Linked DNA regions of Homo sapiens: region 2 is linked to region 1. Evidence: chromatin loops called from intact Hi-C (ENCODE). Cell type or tissue: heart right ventricle. All regions are shown on one strand. Each heading gives the region's core, and the rest is flanking DNA. Links, peaks and the distances in the headings are about the cores only.

What was found. Hi-C counts contacts between places; a loop is a spot of excess contacts. Peaks named below come from ENCODE experiments on the same cell type or tissue, not always from the same donor. Only the 100,000 strongest peaks of a DNase experiment are listed, where the experiment ranks them.
Region 2: a loop joins it to region 1, with 4 times the contacts of the local background. A loop is called at or near these places in 7 of 110 quality-filtered maps.

What each region holds. Positions count from the first base shown.
Region 1 is chr15:68,239,213-68,250,870 of GRCh38, forward strand. It overlaps a transcript of CLN6 not described here. Among named protein-coding and RNA genes, the nearest start is that of CLN6, 15 kb to the left of the region's middle. In heart right ventricle, for the core only: no CTCF peak of the experiment used is centred there; no DNase peak of the experiment used is centred there.
Region 2 is chr15:68,519,047-68,530,704 of GRCh38, forward strand. It overlaps a transcript of CORO2B not described here. Among named protein-coding and RNA genes, the nearest start is that of CORO2B, 54 kb to the right of the region's middle. RefSeq lists enhancers at 1-39, 40-539. In heart right ventricle, for the core only: no CTCF peak of the experiment used is centred there; no DNase peak of the experiment used is centred there; H3K4me3 peaks cover 530 bases; H3K27ac peaks cover 1,553 bases.

The DNA.
Region 1 (11,658 bases), core at 2,259-10,258:
AAGCCAAAAAAGGGTATGGTAAAAATCTAAATATATCAGTAATCACAATAAGTATAAATGGACTAAACAATAAACTAAAAGACACATTCTTAGACCTAAATTAAAAAAAAAATAGACATACCTAAAATAAAAGGACACAGAAAAGATGAAAGTAAAATGATGAAAAAAGATATAACAGGCAATACTGTTAGGTTGGTGAAAAAGAAACTGTGGTTTTTGCTATTACTTTTGTGCCAACCTGAAGTTAAAAGAAAGTTGGTGTAACTATATTGTCATTTGACAAAATAGACTATAAGAGATAAATAAGGACTTTATACAATGATAAAAGGTTTTATTTATCAGGAAGATGTAATAGTTCTAAAGTTGTGGGTACCTACTAAAATAGCATCCAAATATATAAAATAAAAATTTATAGAATTATGAAATGAAATTGACTAATCCACAGACATAGTGGGGTATTTCAATACAATGCTCCCAATTATTGATGAGTCAAGAAAGATTTGAATAACACAATTCACTAGCTTAATTTAGTGAATTTAGTGAATAAATTACCTTGCATTCAACAATCAAGGAACAGGCATTCTTTTCAAGGACACTTGGAATATTTTTAAAAATTGACCATATAAAAGGCCATAAAACCAGCCTCAACAAATTTCAAGAATCTGATTTACATAAACCACATTTTATAATCCACAATCATAGATTTAACTTAAGCAACCAAATTAGAAGTGCATAAAAGAAAAAGAAGTGACACATCCACTAGGTTTTGGAAATTAGGAAGTATACTTCTAAATAACTTGTAAGTCAAGTAAGGAATCATAAAAGAAATAAAAAGTTGAACAGAATCAATGATAAAAATTACACTTATCAGGACTTATGGATGCAGGAAAAATAGTAATTCAGGGAAATTTATAGCTTTAGCTGCTTTCATTAGAAAAGAAAAAAGACTGAAAATTAATAAGCTAGGCTTCACTGTAAGAAGAAAAAAACTCCCAATAGAATAAACCCAAAGAAAGCATAAGGAAAGAGATAATAAATATAAAGGAAAAATTAATGAAGCAGAAAACAAACATGCAATAGAGATGATCAACAAGCCAAGGCCAGGCCAGGCGCAGTGGCTCACGCCTGTAATCTCAGCACTTTGGGAGGCTAAGGCAGGTGGATCACTTGAGGTCAGGAGTTTGAGACCAGCCTGGCCAACATGGTGAAACTCTGTCTCTACTAAAAATACAAAAAAAATTATCTGGGCATGGTGGCACATGCTTGTAATCCCAGCTATTTGGGAAGCTGAGGCAGAAGGATTGCTTGAACCCAGGAAGCAGAGGTTGCCCTGAGCTGAGATCGTGCCACTGCACTGCAGCGTGGGCAACAGAGCGAGACTCTGTCTAAATAAATAAATATATACATAAAATAAAATAACAAGCCAGGGGAGGGCCAGATAAAATAGATAAATGTTGGGCAAGATTCCTTTAAAAAAAAAAGGGGACAGGGCCGGGTGCGGTGGCTCACGGCTGTAATCCCAGCACTTTGGGAGGCCGAGAGAGGCGGATCACTTGAGGTTGGGAGTTCGAGACCACCCTGGCCAACGTGGTGAAACCCTGTCTCTACTAAAAATACAAAAATTAGCTGGGCGTGGCGGTGGGTGCCTGTAATCCCAGCTACTCAGGAGGCTGAGACAGGAGAATCGCTTGAACCCTGGAGGTGGAGGTTGCAGTGAGCCGAGATCGCACCACTGCACTCCAGCCTGGGCGACAGAAGGAGCCTCCATCTCCCAAAAAAAAAAAACAAAAAAAAAAACACAGTAGCATTCACAAATAAGCAAGAATATGAATGAAGAACAGAAGAAAGCTGCAAATATGGAAGAGATGAAAAAGATAAACATGCCATAAATAACATTATGCTAGTAAATTTCAAAATTTATTAGAAAGGGAAACATTTCTAAAAACATATAACTTATCAAAGCTGCATCAAGAAAGCCTGGAGACTTCCAGTCCAAAACTGGTGGTGTAGAAGCAAGCTGGCTACATTCCTTCCCACAGAAAACCAAAAACAAATACACAGTGCTGAGATGATCAGCACTATGCCAGCAATATTCCAGAACCCAAATATGAGGATGAGGCAGTTCCTGGAGTCATAGAGAAGTGAAAAAGCTCTGAGCAGTCAGTAAGATAAATGGATTTCTACATCCATGACTCCCCTCCCTATAATCTGCCCAGCACCAAGTGTGTGGGAAATTTCCCGACTCAACGATTTCTGCACTGGAAAAAGTGAGATTGAGGTGGACGACTAGCTTTTCCACCATTGTGGGTTTCCTGGCAGGAGACCTTGCCTCTGCCTCAACCCATGGGAAGCATCATGATTGCCTGAAGGAAGAAATATCTCTGAGGACACTGAGAGACCAAGGAGGGAGGTGGGGATACTATCCCTAGCCCTAGAAACATGGTTCTGTAACTCGGCCAAAGAAGACACCAAATCAGAGTGGCTGTTAGCAGCACCACACTGTAGCAGCTGCATTCCACAGGTCTCCTGGGCACTAATCCCCAGCCAGCCTATCCATACTGCCAGGATATCTGCTCTGGGACCTCCCCCATTTGGAACTTCAGTGTTCCAATTGTTTATTAGAGCCGAGGCAAACCTGGGCTTAAGAAATCATCTAGTGCCAAAAAGGAGGTAGTGACCTAGTGGAAAATAAACAAACAAATAAGAAATTCAGCAGTATATTACAAAGACTCTATAAGCAAACATACCCAATAAAAAGCAAAACAGGCCACACAGAGAAGACTAGAATAAATAAATAATCCTTCAATGCAAAGATGTAGATGTATATCCACAAGAAATAACAGGAAACAGGAAACCATGGGCACCCCAAACAGACAAAGCATGGAACCAGTGATGGCCCTAAGAAGATGGCAATATGTGAGCTCTCTGACCAAGAATTCAAAATAGCAGTTTTAAGGAAACTCAGTGATCTACAAGATAATACAGAAAATCAATTCGGAATTTATTAAATTTAACAAAGATTGAAATTTTTAAAAATCAAATCTTGGAACTGAGAAATACATTTGCTAAATCAAAAAATTCATTAGAGACTCTCAACAGCAGAATGGATCAAGCAGAGGAAAGAATCCATAATCTCAAAGATAGGCTATTTGAAATTACATAGAGGAGAAAAAAGAAAAAAAGAATACAAAGGAATGAAGATTGCCGACAAGATATGGGAAATTGCCTCAAAAGATCAAATCTAATAATTATTGGTGTTCAAGAGGGAGTTGAGCAAGAACAAGGGGTACAGAACTTACTTAAATAAATAATAAGGAGACTCCATCTCAAAATAAATAAATAAATAAATAAGGAAAAGAAAAATAAGTGCTTAAATAAAATATTTTGTCAGAAAAATAGAAACTAATGCCTTTTTGTTCACGTGACTTTAGTAACCTTTTGGAAATAAAGACAGTTTTAAAGATTATTGGTAAAATAAAATGTCTTGAAAGTGTAGACATTTGGTTTAAATTAAGGTCAGATATCAGACTTGCTAAATGCTTTAAGGTCAAACTGTTTCTTTGACTTTTGAAAATGGTTTGATTTACCTACTTTGGAGCATTAGATGATAGGTAAGGCCTGGGGACATGTGGAGAGCCATGCCCACCAGCTATGCTAAGAGTCAGACCTTATCTTCATTTCTGTCTAATGTCCTAAGCTCCACCCCAGTACATAATTGAAATTGCTTACTTACCAGGTTTTTCACTAAAAATAAAAGTTGCTAAGCGTTAACATTGTAATATGTAGTTGAGACGACTGCAGAAACAGTTTTATATACAAGGTGTATGGGGAATGTGCTTTTCGTAAAAGACTGTAAGAAGTCACAGAAATACGGCTTTTGTTAAAGGGAATGTAATTTTGTCTAGTTCAGAGGGTTTTAAACATTGTCCTAACCTAAAAGAGTAATGGAACAAAACTGAAGGTTTAAGCAAAGTGAAAAGGGTTTGTAAAACCCTTTTAAAATTCTGTGAGTATAAACAAGTTGGCTAAGATTTAAAAGGAATTATTTAGCTTTTTTCCTTAGGTTAAAACACTGAAATCATACTGATATGGGGCCAGAATCTCGGCCTACTTTTCCGAATAACAGAGTTTTCTTAGAAAATTAATCTGCTGTTTGATGGAAAATTGTAAAGGGTTCTAAAAAGTTCATGAAAATCTTACCTTATGGTCAAACTAATTAAGACTGGATAGATATAAAATTTTATTTAAAAAACTAGCTTTGGCTGGGTGCGGTGGCTCATGCCTGTAATTCTAGTGCTTTGGGAGGCCAAGGTGGGTGGATCACCTGAGGTCAAGAGTTCGACACCAGCCTGGCCAACATGGTGAAACCGCATCTCTACTAAAAGTACAAAAATTAGCCAGGCATGGTGGCATGCACCTGTAATCCCAGCTACTCAGGAGGCTGAGGCAGGAGTATCGCTTGAACCCAGGAGGCAGAGGTTGCAGTGAGCCGATATTGCGCCACTGCACTCCATCCTGGGTGATAGAGCAAGACTCTATCTCAAAAAAAAAAAAAAAACACAAAAAAAAGGATGGGCATGGTGGCTCACGCCTGTAATCCCAGCACTTTGGGAGGCTGAGGTGGGCGGATCACAAGGTCAGGAGATCGAGACCATCCTAGCTAACACAGTGAAACCCCGTCTCTACTAAAAATACAAAAAAAATTAGCCGGGCCTGGTGGCGGGCGCCTATAGTCCCAGCTACTCGGGAGGCTGAGGCAGGAGAATGGAGTGAACCCGAGAGGCGGACTTTGCAGTGAGTTGAGATAGGGCCACTGTACTCCAGCCTGGGTGACAGAGGGAGACTCCATCTCAAAAAGATCAAAAAAACAAAAAACAAACAAAAAAAAAACTAGCTTTAACATTAAAGATGCACTAATGCAAAATAATAATAATAATAATAACAGAAAACTTTCCAAAGCTCAAGAAAGTTATAAATATCCAAGGACAGAAAGATCAGAGAACACCAAGCAGTTTTCGCCCAGGTAAGACTACCCTAAGGCATATAATAATCAAACTCTCAAAAGTCAAGGACACAGAAAGGATCCTAAAAGCAGCAATATAAAATAAGCAAATAACACATAAGGGGATTCCAGTTCATCTGGCAACAAGACTTCAACAGAAACCATAAAGCCAGGAAGGAATGGGACAGCATTTTCAAAGTGCTGAAAGAAAAAAAAAACTGCCATCCAAGAATACTATATCCAACAAAGCCATCCTTTAAATATGAAGGAAAGATAGTCTTTCTCTGACAAACAAAAGCTAAGAGAATTCACCATCCCCAGACCCGTCTTAAAAGAAATGCTAAATGGAGTTCTTCAATCTGAAAGAAAAAAACACTAATGTGCCAAAAGAAAACATTTGAAAGCATAAAACCTACTGGTAAAATTAAGAACAAAGACAACCCCAGAATACTCCAATACTCTAATTAAGATGTAAAATTCACTCATAACTCTAATATAAAGCCTAGAAGAGAAATCTATCAAAAACAGTAGCAGCTACAGCAACCTGTTAAGAGACAGGCAATAGCGGCCAGGCACAGTGGTTCATGCCAGCACTTTCGGAGGCCAAGGTGGGTGGATCACTTGAGGTCAGGAGTTCGAGTCCAGCCTGACCAACATGGTGAAACGCTGTCTCTACTAAAAATATAAAAATCAGCCAGGTGTGATGGTGCACACCTATAATCCCACCTACTTGGGACGCTGAGGCAGGAGAATCACTGGGTTGCAAGGAGCTATTGTACCATTGCACTCCAGCTTGGATGACAGAGCAAGACTCTGACAAAAAAAAAAAAAAAAAAGAGAGAGAGAGGCAATATAAAAATATGTGAATTGAGACAACAAATAGTCAAAATGTGGGGAGATGGAGTTAAAGTGCAGAGGTTTTTTTTTTTGGTTTTGCTTTATTTCTGCTCTTTTTTGTGATCTAAGGTAAGTTATCATCTCTTTAAAATAAGTTATCGGTTTTTTTGTAAGCACCATGGTAACCATAATGTTAAAACCTATAACAGATACAATAAAAATAAAAGGTGGCCAGGCGTGGTGGCTCATGACTGTCATCCCAGCATTTTGGGAGGCTGAGGCTGGCAGGTTGCTTGAACCCAGGAGCTTGAGATGAGCCTGGGCAACATGTTGAAACCTCATCTCTACAAAAAAAGTATAAAAATTAGTTGGGTGTGGTAGCACATTCCTGTAGTCCCAGCTACTTGGGTGGCTGAGGTGGGAGGATCACCTGAGTCGAGGGAAGTTGAGGTTGCAGTGAGCCATGATTGCACCACTGTACTCCAGCCTGGGTGACACAGTGAAACCCTGTCTCAAACAAAACAAAACAAAACAAAAAACAACAACCAGAAAATAAGCAACAAAATGGCAGTAGTAAGTCCTTACTTATCAATAATACACTGAATGTACATGGGTTATTCAATGTTATTATTAAGTTTAATTGGAGAATTCAGTCAATTCTCTAATTAAGAGACAGACAGTGGCTGAATGGATAAACAAGGCCCAACTATATGCTGGGTGATATTAACTAATATGTTATTATCACATGAACACAATGAAGAATAAGAAACCCAACTTACCAATAGAGACACACATAGACTGAAAGTGAAGAGATGGAAAAAGACATTCCATGCAAGTGGAAACCAAAAAAGAACAAGATTAGCTATACTTATATTACATAAAATAGACTACAAGTCAAAGACTGTAAAAAGTGACAAAGAAGATCAATATATAATGATAAAGGGGTCAGTTTAGCAAGAGGATATAACAATTATAAGTATCTATGCACTCAACACTGGAGCACCCAAGTATATTAAGTAAATATGAATCAACCTAAAGGCAGAGATAGACTGTAATACAATACAGTAGGGGACTTCAACACCCCACTTTTCAGTAATAAACAGATCATCCAGACAGAAAATCAACAAAGAAGCATCAGAATTGAACTACACACTAGACCAAATAGGCCTAACTGACGTTTACAGAACATTTCACCCAACTGCTGCAGAATACACATTGTTTTCATAAACACATGTAACATTCTCCAAAATAGACTATATCTTAGGCTACAAAACAAGTCTGAACAAATTCAATAAAGTAGAAATTATATCAAATATATTTTCTGGCCACAATGGAATAAAACTGGAAATCAATAACAACAGGGATCTCAGAAACTACATAAACACATAGAAATTAAACAACTTACTCCTGAACAACCAATGGGTCAATGAAGAAATTAAAAAGAAAATTTAAAAAATTTTTCAAACGAATCAAAATGGAAATAAACATAACAAAATATATGAGATATGGTAAAAGCAGTACTCAGAGGGAATTTTATAGCAATAAATGCCTACATCAAAAAAGCAGAAAGACTTCAAATAAACAACCTAACAATGCACCTCAAGGAACTAGAAAAACAAGAACAAACCAAACATGTTAGAAGGAAATTATTAGAATGAAAGAAATAATAAATATCAGAGCAGAAATAAATGAAATTAGGCTAAAATATAGAGAAAATCAATGAAATGAAAATTGGTTTTTTGAAAAGATAAACAAAATTAACAGACCATTAACTAGGCTAAGATAAAAGGAGAGAAGTCCCAAATAAATAAAATTAAAAATGGGCTGGGCACGGTGGCTCATGACTGTAATCCTAGCACTTTGGGAGGCCAAGGTGGGCAGATCACTTTAGGTCAGGAGTTCGAGACCAGCCTGGCCAACATATTAAAACCCTGTCTCTATTAAAAATACAAAAATTAGCCTGGCGTGGTGGTGCATGCCTGTAATCCCAGATACTCGGGAGGCTGAGGCAGGAGAATTGCTTGAAACTGGGAGGTGTTCTAAGCTCTGGAACAAAACAAGGATGCCCACCTCCACTTTTATTCAACATAGTATTGGAAGTCCTGTCCATAGCAATTAGGCAAGAGAAAGAAATAAAGAGAATCCAATTTGGAAAGGAAGAATTCAAATTAGACTTGTACACAGAAGACATGATCTTACATTTAGAAAAACCTAAAGACTCCACCAAAAAACTGTTAGAACTGATAAACAAATGCAGTAAAGTCGCTGGATACAAAATCAACAGACAAAAATCTGTAGCATTTCTATCCAATAATGAACTAGCAGAGGAAGAAATCAAGAAGGCAATCCCATTTATAATAGCTGCAAAAACAAACAAACAACAACAACAACAACAAAACCTAGGAATAAATTTAACCGAAGAGGAGAAAGATCTCTTCAAGGAAAACTACAAAGCACTGAAGAAATAAATTGAAGAGGACACAGCAAAATGGAAAGCTATTCCATGTTCATGGACTGGAATAGTTAGTTGTTAAAGTGATAATTCCACCCAAAGCAGATTACAGATTTAATGCAATTGCTATCAAAATACCAATGATGTTCTCAACAGAAATAGAAAAAACAATCCTAAAATTCATATGGAACCACAAAAGACCCAGAATAGTGAAAGCAATCCTAAGCAAAACGAACAAACCTGGGTCAGGCATGGTGGCTCATGCCTGTAATCTGAGCACTTTGGGAGGCTGAGCTGGGTGGGTCACCTGAGGTCAGGAGTTCAAAACCAGCCCAGCCAACATGGCAAAACCCCATCTCTACTAAAAATACAAAATTAGCTGGGTGTGGTGGCACATGCCTGTAATCCTAGCTACTTGGGAGGCTGAGGCAGGAGAATCACTTGAACCTGGGAGGTGGAGGTTGCAGTGAGCTGAGATCGTGCCATTGCACTCCAGCCTGGGCACTAACAGTGAAACTCAGTCTCAAAAAAAAAAAAAAAAGAACAAATCTGGAAGCATCACACTAACTGACTTCAAAATATACTACAAAGCTATAGGAACCAAACTAGCATGTTACTGACATAAAAACAGACACATAGACTAATGGAACAGAACAGAGAATCCAGATATAAATAAATGCATTTGCAGCCAATTCATTTTCAACAAATGTGCCAAGAATATACAATGGGAAAGGATAGTCTTTTCAATAAATAGTGCTGTGAAAATGAAATAACCATATGCAGAAGAATGAACTATACTGCTATCTCTCACCATACACAAAAATCAAATCAAAATAAATCAAAGACTTACATCTAAGACCTAGGCCGGGTGCGGTGGCTCATGCCTGTAATCCCAGCATCTTCGGAGGCCGAGGTGGGCGGATAACGAGGTCAGGAGATTGAGACCATCCTGGCTAACACGGTGAAACCCCGTCTCCACTAAAAAGAAAAATACAAAAAATTAGCCGGGCGTGGTGGCGGGTGCCTGTAGTCCCAGCTACTTGGGAGGCTGAGGCAGGAGAATGGCATTAACCTGGGAGGCGGAGCTTGCAGTGAGCCGAGATTGTGCCACTGCACTCCAGCCTGGGCTACAGAGTGAGACTCCGTCTCAAAAAAAAAAAAAAAAAAATCTAAGACCTAAAACTACGAAACCACTAGAAGAAAACCTTGGGGAAATGCTCCAGGACATTGGTCAGGGCAAAGATTTTTTTGTGTAAGACCTCAAAGGCACAGACAACAAAACCAAAAATAGACAAACGGGATTACATCAAGCTAAAAATCTTCTGCACAGTAAAGGAAACAATCAACTAAGAGGAGATAGCCCAAAGAATAGGAGAGAATATTTGCAAACTATCCATATGACAAGGGGGATTAATAACCAGAATATACAAGGAACTCAAAGAACTCAATAGCAAAACCAACAACAACAAAAAACAACAACAACAAAAAAATTCAATTAAAAAATGGGCAAAAGATCTGAATTGACATTTGTGATAAAAACATACAAATGGCTGACAGGTATTTTTTAAAATGCTCAACATCACTAATCATCAGGAAAATGCAAATCAAAGCTACAATGAAACATTATCTAGCCTAGTTCGAATGACTTTTATCAAAAAGAAGGAATAACAGAGGCTGGTAAGGATGTGGAGAAAGGGGAACTCTCAAACACTGTTGGTGGGAATGTAAATTACCACAGCTGCTATGCAAAGCAATACGGAGGTTCCTCAAAAAGCTAAAAATAGAACTACCATATGATCCAGCAATTCCACCACTGGGTATATATCCAAAAGAGAGGAAATTGATATATTGAAGAGAAATTCGCATTCCCATGTTTGCTGCAGCACTATTCACAATAACCAAAATATGGAATCAACCTAAGTGCCCATCAACTGAATGTATGGATAAAGAAAATGTGGTATAGATATACAATGGAATACTGTTCAGCCATGAAAAAGAATGAAACTCTGTCATTGTAGCAACATAGATAGAACTGGAGATCATTATGTTGAATGAAGCCAAGCACAGAAAGACAAATATATCTCATGTTCTCACTCACATATGGGAGCTAAAAAGTGAATCTCATGAAGATAGAGAGTAGATTGACAGTAAGGGTGGGTGAGGGGATGGAGAGGTTGATTAATGGGTACAAATACACAGTTAGGTAGAAGAAAGAAGACCTGATATTCGATAAGGTGACTGTAGTTAACATTAATCTATTGGACATTTCTTATTATTTTTTTGTGTATGTGACGGAGCCTCACTCTGTTGCCCAGGCTGGAGTGCAATGGCGTGATCTCGGCTCCTGCAACCTCTGCCTCCCGGGTTCAAGCGATTCTCCTGTCTCAGCCTCCCGAGTAGCTGGGATTACAGGTGCGAACCATCAGGCCTGGCTAATTTTTGTATTTTTAGTAGAGACGGGGTTTCACCATGTTGGTCAGGCCGATCTCGAACTCCTGACCTCGTGATCCACCCACCTTGGCCTCCCAAAGTGCTGGGATTAGAGGCGTGAGTCACTGCGCCGGCCACTATTGGACATTTCAAAATAACTAGAAGAGAATAATTCAAACGTTCCTAGCATAAAGAAAAGATAAATATTTAAGGTGACAGCTATCCCAATGGCCCTGATTTGATTATACAAATGTACCAAATTATCACATGTACCCTGAAAATATGTACATCTATTATATATCAATGAAAAATAAAAAAATTAAATTCCTACTGAAGAAAAGAAAGCCCAAGTAGTCCAATAGCTATGGGATAAATTGAATCAGTGGCTTAAAAAAAAAAATCAAGCCAGCTGGTCACGGTGGCTCATGCCTATAATCCCAGCACTTTGGGAGGCTAAGGCAGGCGGATCAAGAGGTCAAGAGATCAAGACCATTCTGGTTAACCAACATGGTGAAACCCCGTCTCTACTAAAAATACAAAAATTAGCTGGGCTTAGTGGCGCATGCCTGTAGTCCCAGCTACTCGGAAGGCTGAGGCAAGAGAATCGCTTGAATCCGGGAGGCGAAGGTTGCAGAGAGCCAAGATCGCACCACTGCACTCCAGCCTGGGCGACAGAGCGAGACTCTGTCTCAAAAAAAAAAAAAAAAAAAAAATCAAGCCTAGATAGTTTTCACGCAATTCGTAGCAGATTTTCATGGAGCAAATGATACCAAACATCATAGCTTATCCTAGCCTAACTTAAACATGCCCAAAACACTCACGTTAGCCTACAGATAGGAAAAGATTAAAATTCAGGCTTTGAAGTACAGTTTCTATTGAATGTGAACTACTTTCAAATCACCATAAAGTAAAAAAATCATAAGTTGGGGACTGTATT
Region 2 (11,658 bases), core at 2,392-10,391, 280 kb after region 1:
CTCAGGAGCCCCTGACCCAGATGCTCAGTCCTGCACATGTGCACAGGAGCCCTTGCGGGTGGCAAAACTGTTCAGCTGCAGCTGCTCCACACCCCAGGGCAAACACATCCTGTGGGCATCTCTGGGGAAACCCAAGCCCAGTAGCCTGCAGAAAATGTGGCCAGGACAGACAAGGGCTAAGGAGAAGACCTTCAGAAAGCGTACAAATGCACACAAGCACACATGTATAAGCATGTGTGGTTGGCTGAAGTCCCAGAAAAATGAAAAAGAGGAAATAGGGCAAAAGTCATATCTGAAAAGATAATGATCAAGAATTTACCAAAACTGTCAGATAGGTTAATTCTATATTATCATAGGTAATTCTATACTATTAATTCTATTTTAAACCCCAAAGCTCTAGGCAGTCTGATTTTAGAAGGTGCACTCATACCATTCTGCTATATAACCTGTATAAATTCATTAATATTTATCTTTTCATTACTCATATTGATGATTTTTTGCTCTCCCTCTTTGTTCGTTGCTTAGTTTTTCTAGAGGTTTATCAATTTCATTAGTCTTTCCAACAACCAACTTTTGATTTTGATGATTTTCCTTTGTTGTTTATACTCTATTTCATTAATATCTGCTCTTATTTCTATTATTTCCTTCTGACTATTTTCTTTGCTATTTGTATAGCTTGCCATTCTTTTTCTAATGTCTTAGGATAGATACTTACATAAGTGGCTTTCAGCGTTTCTTCTTTTCTAATACATGAAGTTCAGGCTATACATAGCTCTCTAAGCATAGCAAGCATAGCTTTAGCTGTATCTTGAGATAAATATTAGATAAATTGATTTCAGCCTTTCACTTTTTCTAATATAAGTATTTAAAGTCATACATTTTCCACTAAGCACAGCTTTAGTTCCATAAGTTTTGATATATAATATTTATCATAGCATTCAATCCAAACTATTTTCTCATTTCTGTTGTGATTTTTTAAATCTATGTATTATATGAAGCATGATGCTTTATTTTCAATCATCTAGTAATTTTCTTGTTATTCTTTCATTATCGATTCCTAGATTTAGTCCACTGTGGTCAAAAAACAAACTTTGAATCATTTCTGCCATTTGAAATGTGTTGAAATCTGCTTTATGGGCTAGCATGTGATCAATGTTGATAAATGTTCCATGTACACTTGAATGCGTTTTCTATGGATGTTAGGGACAGCATAGCTTCTGTGTATGCAATTAGGTGAATTTTCCTAGTTACATTGTTCAGATCTATATCCTTACAGATTTTTTTGTTGTTGCTTGTTCCATCAGTTACTGAAAGAGGTATATTATAGTCTCCCCTTAAAATAGTGATTTTTGTTTATTTCTCCTGTTAATTTTTGCTCCGTGTAATTTGAAGCTATGGCGTTAAATACATAAAAATTTGGAAAAGTTGTATCTTCCTGATGGACTAGCACTTTTATCATTATGAAATGTCTCTCTTAAATGCTTAGAAATGCTTCTTGCCTTAAACTCTACTTTCTCTTGGTTACAGTTCACAGGGTATATTTTTCTATCCGTTTACTTTCAGCTTCACTATGCCCTCATCTTAGGTTGAACTATAAGAAACTGCTATTTTTATAAGTCAAATATGGTTGACTATCGGCACATTAATGTGGTTCAGCTTAATATTTAAGGACCCTTGTAAACAGCATAGCATTTAAAAATCCAGTCTTAAAAGCTTTGGCCGGGTGCAGTAGCTCATGCTTGTAATCCCAGCACTTTGGGAGGCCGAGGCGGGTGGATCACCTGAGGTCAGGAGTTTGAGACTAGCCTGGCCAACATGGCAAAACCCCATCTCCACTGAAAAAAATACAAAAATTAGCCAGCCATGATGGCGTGCACCTGTAATCCCAGCTACTTGGGAGGCTGAAGCAGGAGAATCACTTGAACCTGGGAGGTGGAGGTTGAAGTGAGCCAAGATCATGCCACTGCACTCTAGCCTGGGTGACAGAGCAAGGCTCCATCTCAAAAAAAAAAAAGTTTTGTCTTTTAAATGAAGTATTTAATTCATTTACATTTAATTGGAGTATTTAGTTCTTTGGTTGATAAGTTTGGTTTTACATCTACCATCTTTACTATTTGTTTTCTATTTTTCCTAGACCTGTTTTATGTTCCCTTTTCTTGCATTCTTTTGAATTAATAAGCTATTTTTCATTATTCCATCTCCCCCATTAGCTTGTCAGTTTTACATTCTGTTACTATTATTTTAGAGATTGCCATAGATTACTTAACTTTTTAGAATCTAATATAAAGTAGTACTTTTGTAAATTCTGGACAGTGCCACAAGCTTGGTACATTTTAACTCATTCCCCTACTTTTTGTGTTATTATTGTCTACATTTTAGTTCTATATATATTTTGAATGTCACATTACATTATTTTCTTGTAAAGTCAATGTTTATTTAGATGTACCCACATATTCACCCTTTCCGTTGTTCTTCATTCCTTCTTACATTTCCTTTTTTGCCATCTGGGGTCATTTTACTCTTGCCTGTCTAGAAATAACTTTATTTCGCATACACTTTGAAAGTTTTTACACTGGCTATAGAATCCTAGATTGTCAATTATTTTTATTTTATAAATTTGAAGATATCATTCCATTGTCTTCTGGCTTTCATCTTTTTATTGTGCTTTTGAAGGTATGTGTCTTTTCACTATATACTTCTTTTCTTTTCTTTTTTGTTTTTTTTTTTCTTTCTCACTTTATCACCCAGGCTGGAGTGCAGCAGTGGCTCACTGCAGCCTCGACCTCCCAGGCTCAAGCAAGTAGATGGGTTAGGAATTTGAGACTAGCCTGGCCAACATGGCAAAACCCCGTCTCCAATGAAAAAAATACGAAAGCCTCTCAAGTAGATGAGACTACAGACCAGGCATGTGCCACCACACCCGGCTAATTTGTAAAATTTTTTGTAGAGACAAGGTCTCCCTATGTTGCCCAGGCTGGTCTTTAACTCCTGAACTCAAGCAATCCTCCCACCTCAGTCTCCCAAAGTGCTGGGATTGCAGGCGTGACCCACCATGCCTGGCCCCATGGACTCCTTTAAAGAATATTCTCTTTACCTGTAATTTTCAAAGATTCACAATGATGTTTCTAGATGTCATTTTCTTTCTTGCTTGGACTTTGTAGTACTCTTGAATCTCTAGCTTGATGTCTTGGCATTGTTGGAAAATTCTTAGTCATTATTTCCATATCTCTTTAAATACCACTTCTTCTCCATTCTTCTCTCTTTCTCGTCTGAGACTCCAATTGTGTTAATATTCAAACTCTCCACCATGTCTCATATATCTCTTATATGCTCTTTAAGCACAACTTAACTAATCCTCTTCAGCTGTGCCAATCTATTGTTGAGCCATCTATTGAATTCTTTTTCTTTCTTTCTTTTTTTTGAGATGGAGTCTCGCTCTGTCATCCAGGCTGGAGTGCAGTGGCACAGTCTCAGCTCACTGCAACCTCTGCCTCCTGGGTTCAAGCGATTCTCCTGCCTCAGCCTCCTGAGTAGCTGGGATTACAGGTGCGTGCCACCATGCCTGGCTAATTTTTGTATTTTTAGTAGAGACGGGGTTTCACCATGATGGTCAGACTGGTTTCATCAATTATATTCCTTTTCAGTTTTGGAATTTGCTTGATTTTTAAAAATAGATTGTTGTTCTCAAGCAAAATTCTTCATCTTGTTATATCTTTTTATGAGCATATTAATCACAGTTGTTTTAGTGTCCAATAACCCTAATATGTAAGTCACATATGGGTTTATTTTTCCTGCGTGTTTTTCTTGCCTGTTTTTTCTCTTGGTCTTGTAACTTGGAATACTTACTATTTTTTATTGAATACTGGAGAGTTTATATTAAAACATGTGGAGACTTTGGATGATAACATCTTCTTCTATAGAGGGTTCATTCTATTCTCTGGCATGCAGTTAGAGTAGGGGCTGTTTGTTTACCTCCATTCAATCAAGGGCTGAACTGACTTGAAGTTGGTTTTAGTCTTTACAAATTTGTTCTTTCTCTTGTCATTTTTCCTCCAAGAGTATAGCCATCCAGGTCCAGGGGTATTTCTTGGGTCGGCCACTCATTCTTAGAAAATCCTAAATTCTTTCTTTTTCTTTTCTTTCTTTTTTCTTTTTTCTTTTTGAGACAGGGTCTCACTCTGTCACTCAGGCTGGATGGAGTGGAATGGCATAATCATGGCTCACTGCAGCCTCAACCTCCCAGGCTCAATGTGATCCTCCCACCTCAGCTTCCTAAGTAGCTAGGACCACAGGCACACGACTCCATGCCTAACTAATTTCTTAATTTTTTGTAGAGATGGGGGTCTCCCTATGTCGCCCAGGCTGGTCTTGAACTCCTGGGCTTAAGCAATCCTCCCTCCTCAGCCTCCCAAAGTGCTGGGACTATAGGCATGAGCCACTGTACCCAGCCCTAAATTCCAATTTTTGTCTCCCAGAGACCATGAAAGGTTTCCCAACTACCTTTTGTTTAGTTTCTTAGCTTCTCACCCTGCACAGCCAAGAATTGACAAATACCTCAAGTGGAAAAATGCTAACTGTCAGGTTTAGTTTTCTGTGCCTCCATTGTCTCTTGGACCTTGGCTCCTCAAGTCAGCTGCCTTGGGAGCCTAGAACTGTCCTTTTTTGTTCCTCTGCTCTATCAGATAGCCTAAAGCTCTGCTGGCTTCTCTGCTTCTTTGTGGGTAAACCCTACCAGGCCCTGCAGCCTCCCATATCCCAAGGGGAAAAGTGATGACCAGATATTGAGATCTTTCAAAGAACTTCCTTTTTTTTCTCCAAAATCTTGGCCCCTTAAATAGTGGTTGCCTTGGGTGTCCTACAATTCTTCAAAGATATTTTTAAAAATATTTTTTTCCAAGGCTGGCCTCAGTGGCTCATGCTTACAATCCAAGCACTTTGGGAGGCAAAGGTGGGAGGATTGCTTGAGCCCAGGAGTTCAAGACCAGGCTGGGCAACATAGTGAGACCTCATTTTTATAAAAAATTAAAAAATTAGCTGAGTGTGGTGGTGCATGCTTGCAGTCCCAACTACTTGGGAGGCTGAGATGAGAGGACCGCTTGAGCCCAGGAGGTGGCAGTGAACCATAATTGCACCACTGCACTCCAGCCTGGGCAACAGAGCAAAACCCTGTCTCAAAAAAAAAGAAAAGAAAAAATTCCAGCTTTTTAAGTTTATTTCACTAGAAACTTTGGTCTGACACAAGTTACTTTATTGTAACCAGAAGTAAAAGTATGACTCTTGTAGCTTTTAAAATCTTGTTTTAATGATATTAATATTAATAAAAATCTATTGTTTTCCCTAATCCCTTTTTGCTGTTCTATGAGGAAATAACTAAATCATAAATTCTTTCATGCACTTTTTGCTGAGATAAGATGGGCTTATCTCCCCAATCATACTCTAATAAATGAACTTCACCATTTTATTGCATGTACCTTTTTAAAAGCGCCATGCTAAGCATTCCCTTCTTTGAACCCTGCCTTGATACTGTGGAGAAAGTAGGGATATTTTTTCCATTTTGCAAATGAAGACATTGAAGCTCATAAAAATTTCTTTAACCAAGAAGTTAAATAAATTCTTCTAAGGCCGGTAATTAGGTAGAGGAGGCCTAACTAAAATTTAGCTCTTCCAGCTCAAAGTCTAGTCACCATTTATGCTTCTTTTCTGTTGGAGGCTCCCTGAAGCCAGAACATTTTCCTGAACACTCCACGGGACTCACTAAAGGTCTAAATACACAGTAGATGCTCTGGTATTACTTGCCGAATTGATTTATATTATGTTGCAGCAGCTGATCAGAGGCAGAGGCTCCCAGCCTGAGCCTAGCCCTTAACTGTTGCATCAGATTTTATTTAAAAAGGAACAGAGAATAATAAATTAAATTCTGGTGCCAAAAGGAACCCACAGGAATTTATGAGAAATACAACATAAATTCACTAAAACTCCTACTCAGTATTTATTCCTCTCTGTCTTATATTTAGGCACATCTGGGTATAACTAAATCAGCCAAATCTGCCACTCTCAGACAGGCAGCTTAACCCTCCTCCCATTCCCCCTAAAAAACCCCAAAAACAAAAATAAAGCAAACTGACATCATATAACAGTTAATGGGGCTTATTATGGTCTAAAATGACAGGCATGTAAATTGAAGCCAGTTCTGAAATAAGTCACTCAAAATTCAGGGGGGACGGGGGACAGATACAAACTTCATTTTCAAAGTAAATTCTGAAGCATTTTGAAAAGAAAAGAAGAGCTTTCTGTGAAACATTGCTGGAAAAGTCAGGAAGGACTACAGATGTTTTGAAGCAAATTACTAGTGAGTCTGTCAGAATTTGGAAAAGGACAGTTTCCCCTTATTCTGGGTCATGGGAGGACTCAAGAAGGCTTTGTAAGTTACCCAGCTGAAGCTAACTCGATTCTTGACAGAGCCTTTTGCAGGGTTTAGTGAAAATATTTTTCATTTGTTAAAAAGTAGAAATGTAATTTCTGTTACTTGCTCACTCAATCAAAATCTCCAGACTCTTGTCTCAAATTCAGCCTAATTCATATCTATCCCCAGAACAGAAACCAAAACCCCCAAAATGGGTCAAAATTATCAACTTTGTTTACAAAATAAGCTGCTGGGCAGAGAGTCAAACTGGGCTTGCTGGATTTTTTTAAAATAATTTTAATCAACTTTATTTACTTTATTAAATTATAACGTGTTAAAATGCACCAACTTAAAGCTGACAGTGCGATGAGTTTTTACAAATGTATACATTCATGTACAACATCAAAATCAAGATATAAAACACTTCTTCTGCCCAAAAAGTTTGCATATGTTGTGTCCCAATCAATCACTCTTACAACCAGCTTAAGGCAACCACTGATCAGCTTTTTGTCACTGGAACACAGATTTGTTATTTCTGGAGTTTCTAGAGTTTCAAATGAATGAAGTCATAAGTATGTACTCTTTCACACCCGGCTTCTCTCATTCAGCGTAATTATTCTGAGACTTATCCATGTGGTTTCATGTATCAATAGTCATTTTTTATGGTTGAGCATGATTCCATTATATGCATGTACCACAATTTATTTATCCACTCACCAGTTTATGCATGTACATTTTGGTTGGTTTTCGTTTTTGGTTTTTATTAAGATGTTATGAACACTTACAGATGGGTCTTCATATAGACACGTTTTCATTTCTCTTGAGTAAATGCCTAGGGGTACAATTGCTGGGTCATATAATAAATGTATATTTAAGTTTATAAGAAATTTCTAAAATTTTCTGAAGGGGCTATACCATTTTAGACTGTCACCAGCAATGCTCCACATCCTTCCAATTCTTGGATTGTCAGCTTTTAAATACTAACTATTCTAATGGGTGTGTAGTCATACCTCATTGTGGTTTAGGCTTTCATTTCCAGGATGACTAATGATGCTGAGCATCTTTTCACATGCTTATTGGCCATTGGTGCATCTTCTTTTGGGAACCATCTTTTTTAATCTATTGAGCATTTTTCAAATTTTTTGTTATTATTGAGTTCTAAGTGTTCTTTATAAATTCAGGATATAATGTTCACTTTACATATAGCTTTTGTCAGCTATATGAATATTTCCTCCCAGCCTGTGGCTTGTCTTTTCCTTTACTGAAGATGTTTTTCAAAGAGCAGAAGTTTTAAATGTTGAAAAAGATTTCTTTATTTACTTTATTAAAATATAGTGTCTTTGTGTATGTGTACCTAGTAAAAGGCACCAACTTAAAGTTCTGTTTTCGACAGAATCATGGTCCCCCAAAATTCCTATGTTGAAGCTCTAACCTCCAGTGTGACTGTGTTTGAAGACAGGGTCTTGAAGGTGATGATCAAGATTAAATGAGGTCATAGGGTAGGGCCCTCATACAATAGGATTGATTTCCTTACAAAAAGAGGAAGAGACACCAGAGAGGTGTGTGCAGAGAGAAAAGGCCGTGGGAGGACACAGTGAGAAGGCATCTGTTTGAAAACCAAAGACAGAGGCCTCAGTAGAAACCAAACCTGCCAGCCCCTTGATCTTGGACTTAACAGCCCCCAACAGGTACTTGTTATGTAAGTTACCCAGTCTGTGGTATTCTATTATGGCAGCCCTAACAAATTAATAGAAAAACCAAGTTATGAATTTTTTCTTTTGTGGTTTTTTAATTTTTCTTTCCCAGCTAGGCAATCCTTGCTTACCCCAAAGTTGAAAAGATTTTCTTCTATTTTTTTTTCCTATCAGTTTAACAGTTTTATCTTCCACCTTTAGATCTTTTTCCTGTTTTGGGTTCATTTTTATGTGAGGTTTATTTTTTCCTCATATGAATATCTAATTATTCCAGTGCAATTTGTTGGAAGACTCTCTTTTCCTTTATTGAAATATGTTAACAATCAATTGACCATGTATCTGTGAGTCTATTTTTGATTCTTTATTCTATTCCATTGATCTATGTGACTAATTTGATGCCAGTGCCACACTCTCTTCATTACTGTAGCTTTGTAATAAGTTCGAAAATCAGGTAATATAAGTCCTCCAACTTTGTTTTTCTTTTTCAAAATTGTTGCAGATTTTCTAAATCTTTTGCATATAAATTTTACACTAAGCTTGACAATTACTTTTAAAAGCCTCGGAAATTTTATCAGTCAATATGAAGTGGATTAACATTTTAGCAATACTCCAATCCATGAACATATTATAGCTCTCCCTTTATTTAGTTCTTTTAAAATTTCTCTCAGCAGTATTTTGTAGTTTTCAAAGTATAAATCTTACACATATTTTGTCAAATTTATCCCAAAGTGTTTCCTATTAATTGATGCTACTGTAAATGGTATTTTGTAAATTTTTATTTCTAGCTATTGTTGTTGGTAGAGAAAAACAGCTGATCTTTACTTATTAGCCTTGCATCCTGTGATCTTACTAAAGTCACCAAGTCACTTAGGAGTTCTCAAACCTTTAAAAATGTATGTTCTTTAGAACTTTCTATGTACACAATTATGTTGTCTGCTAATGAAGACAGTTTATTTCTTCCTTTCCATTCAGATGTCTTTTATTTCTTTTTCTTGCCTATTTCACTGGATAGGATCTTTAGGACAATGTTGAATAGAAGTAATAAAAGCAGATATTTTGTCTTGTTTCTGATGTTGGAAGGAAACCATATAGTCTTTAACCTTAAACTGATTCTCCTTATCAGGTCATACGTTTTTTATATATTCTCTTTATCAAGTTGAGGAAGTTTTCTTCTATTCCTAGTTTATTAGTAATTTTAATGATAAATTACCACTGAGTTTTTTCAAGTACTTTCTCTGCATCTATTGAGATGGATATATGGTTTTTATCCTTCATTCTATTAATGTGGTGAATTACAATGATTAACTTTTGGATATCAAATCAATCTTGTTTTCCTGGGATAAGTCCTGCTTTTGCATGATATATTATCCCTTAAAATATTGTTAATTCTATTTGCTTATGTTTTGTAAGGATTTATCACCATGAGTGATATTGATCTATAGTTTTCTTCCCTTTTTTGGTAATATCTGTATGTAGTTTTATTTGTATTGGGACATGATGGTCTCATAATGAGTTGGAATATGTTCCCTCCTCTTTTTTCTGAGTGTTTTTTTTTTTTTTTTGAATTGGTATTTCTTTCTTAAGTGTTTGTTGGAATTCACTAGTGAGTTCATCTGGGTCTGGACTATTTTGTGTTTTGGGGATAGGAAAGGGGCTTTTAAATTACGAATTCAATTTCTTCAAGGAATATGTGGTGCATTTAAGTTTCCAGTTTCAGTTTCAATTCCAATTTTGCTTAAATTTTAGCAGAAACAAAACTGAAAAAGCAGACAAAATGGCTTAATTAAACGTTTATAAATTCATGCATTTATTTCTTTTAAAAGCTAAATGGCTAAAGCAAACCTAAAAGGTGGAAACGGTGCAGACTAATCCTAAATTAGTCTTTCTCTTTGCCTCAACAACTACTAGATATCTTCTGATCTCTGACACTCCAATGTTTCCTGGACAAACAAAGGGAGCGAAGTACGTGGGTTGTTCAATAGGAAGTGGCTTGAAGGTGGTTTGGCAGGCTGGGGTTTTATTCCCTGACTCTCTGTGGGTACATTCTTACTGTGGCTCGTCAGGAGATAGTATTTTTTATCATATTTAATATGTTGGGAAGCATAAATCTATTTACTGCTTTTTGCTCTCTATATCCTTATCAATTTAGGAGTAAGTAGTCAGAGCATTTTATTTGCTTATGTTCTTTTCAAGTCATATCAGTCAACACAGGTCACAATAGGTAACACAAACAACTCTAAAGATGAGATATCACAACGTTCAAGAAATGTATTCATAACATGTATATGGCTATTTAGGTTTTCTATCTTTTTTAAGTTGTACCCTTTATCAATTGGCCATTTCATCTAAGTTGTTGATTTTTTTGACATAAAGTCATTCATTATATTCCCTTACTGTGTTGTTATTATCTCTAGCATCTCTAGTTATGCCTCCTCTTTCATTCATTATGTTAGCACTCATGCTCACTCTCTCTTTTTCTCAGATAAATCTTGTCGCAAATTTTTCAATTTATTGATCTTTTTAAAAGTCAGCTTTTGGTTTTGTTGAGTTTCTCAATTGTATGTAATTTGCTCTTCTGTTTCTAAAGATGAAAGCTTAGAATATTGATAAAAACCTTTTTCCATTCTAATATGAGCATTTAAAGACATATATTTCTCATTAATCACCACCATATCTATATGTCACAAATTTTGTTATGTAGAATTTTCATTTTCATTTAGTTGAAATATCTTTAAATCTCCCTGTGATTTACTCTTTGAACTAAAGGTTACTTAGAAGTGAAGTGTTTAATTTCCATACATTCTAGGATTTTTGATATTTTTCTGTTGTTGATTTGTGTTTTAATTCCATTTTGGTCAGAAAATATGCTTTGTTTCAATCCTTAAAAATATGCTGAGACGGCCGGGCACAGTGGCTCATGCCTGTAATCCCCGCACTTTGGGAGGCCGAGGCGGGTGGATCACGAGGTCAGGAGTTTGAGACCATCCTGGCTAAAACGGTGAAACCCCGTCTCTACTGAAAAATACAAAAAATTAGTTGGGCATGGTGGCAGGCGCCTGTAGTCCCAGCTACGCGGGAGGCTGAGGCAGGAGAATGGTGTGAAACCGGGAGGCGGAGCTTGCAGTGAGCCAAGATGGCGCCACCGCACTCCAACCTGGGTGACAGAGTGAGACTCTGTCTCAAAAATAATAATAATAATAATATGTATATATATGTATGCTGAAACTTTTTTATGGCACAGAAAATGACCTTTCTTAATACATGCTCCATGTATACTTGAAAATAATATGTATTCTTTTGGTGGAGGTGAGTAGATAATCAAGAAATGGCAATTAGATCAAATTGGTGATATTGCTCAAGTCTTCTTCATCTTTGTTGATTTACCTACTACTTGTACTATCAGTAATTGAGAGGGGTATGGAAATCTCCAACAATAATTATGAATGTCTGTCCTTGCAGTTATGTTAGTTTTTCTTCATCTCTCTTGAAGTTATATTAGTATGAGTTTACATATTGAGGATTTTTGTGTCTTCTTGATAAATTGTGTGCTTTATTATAATT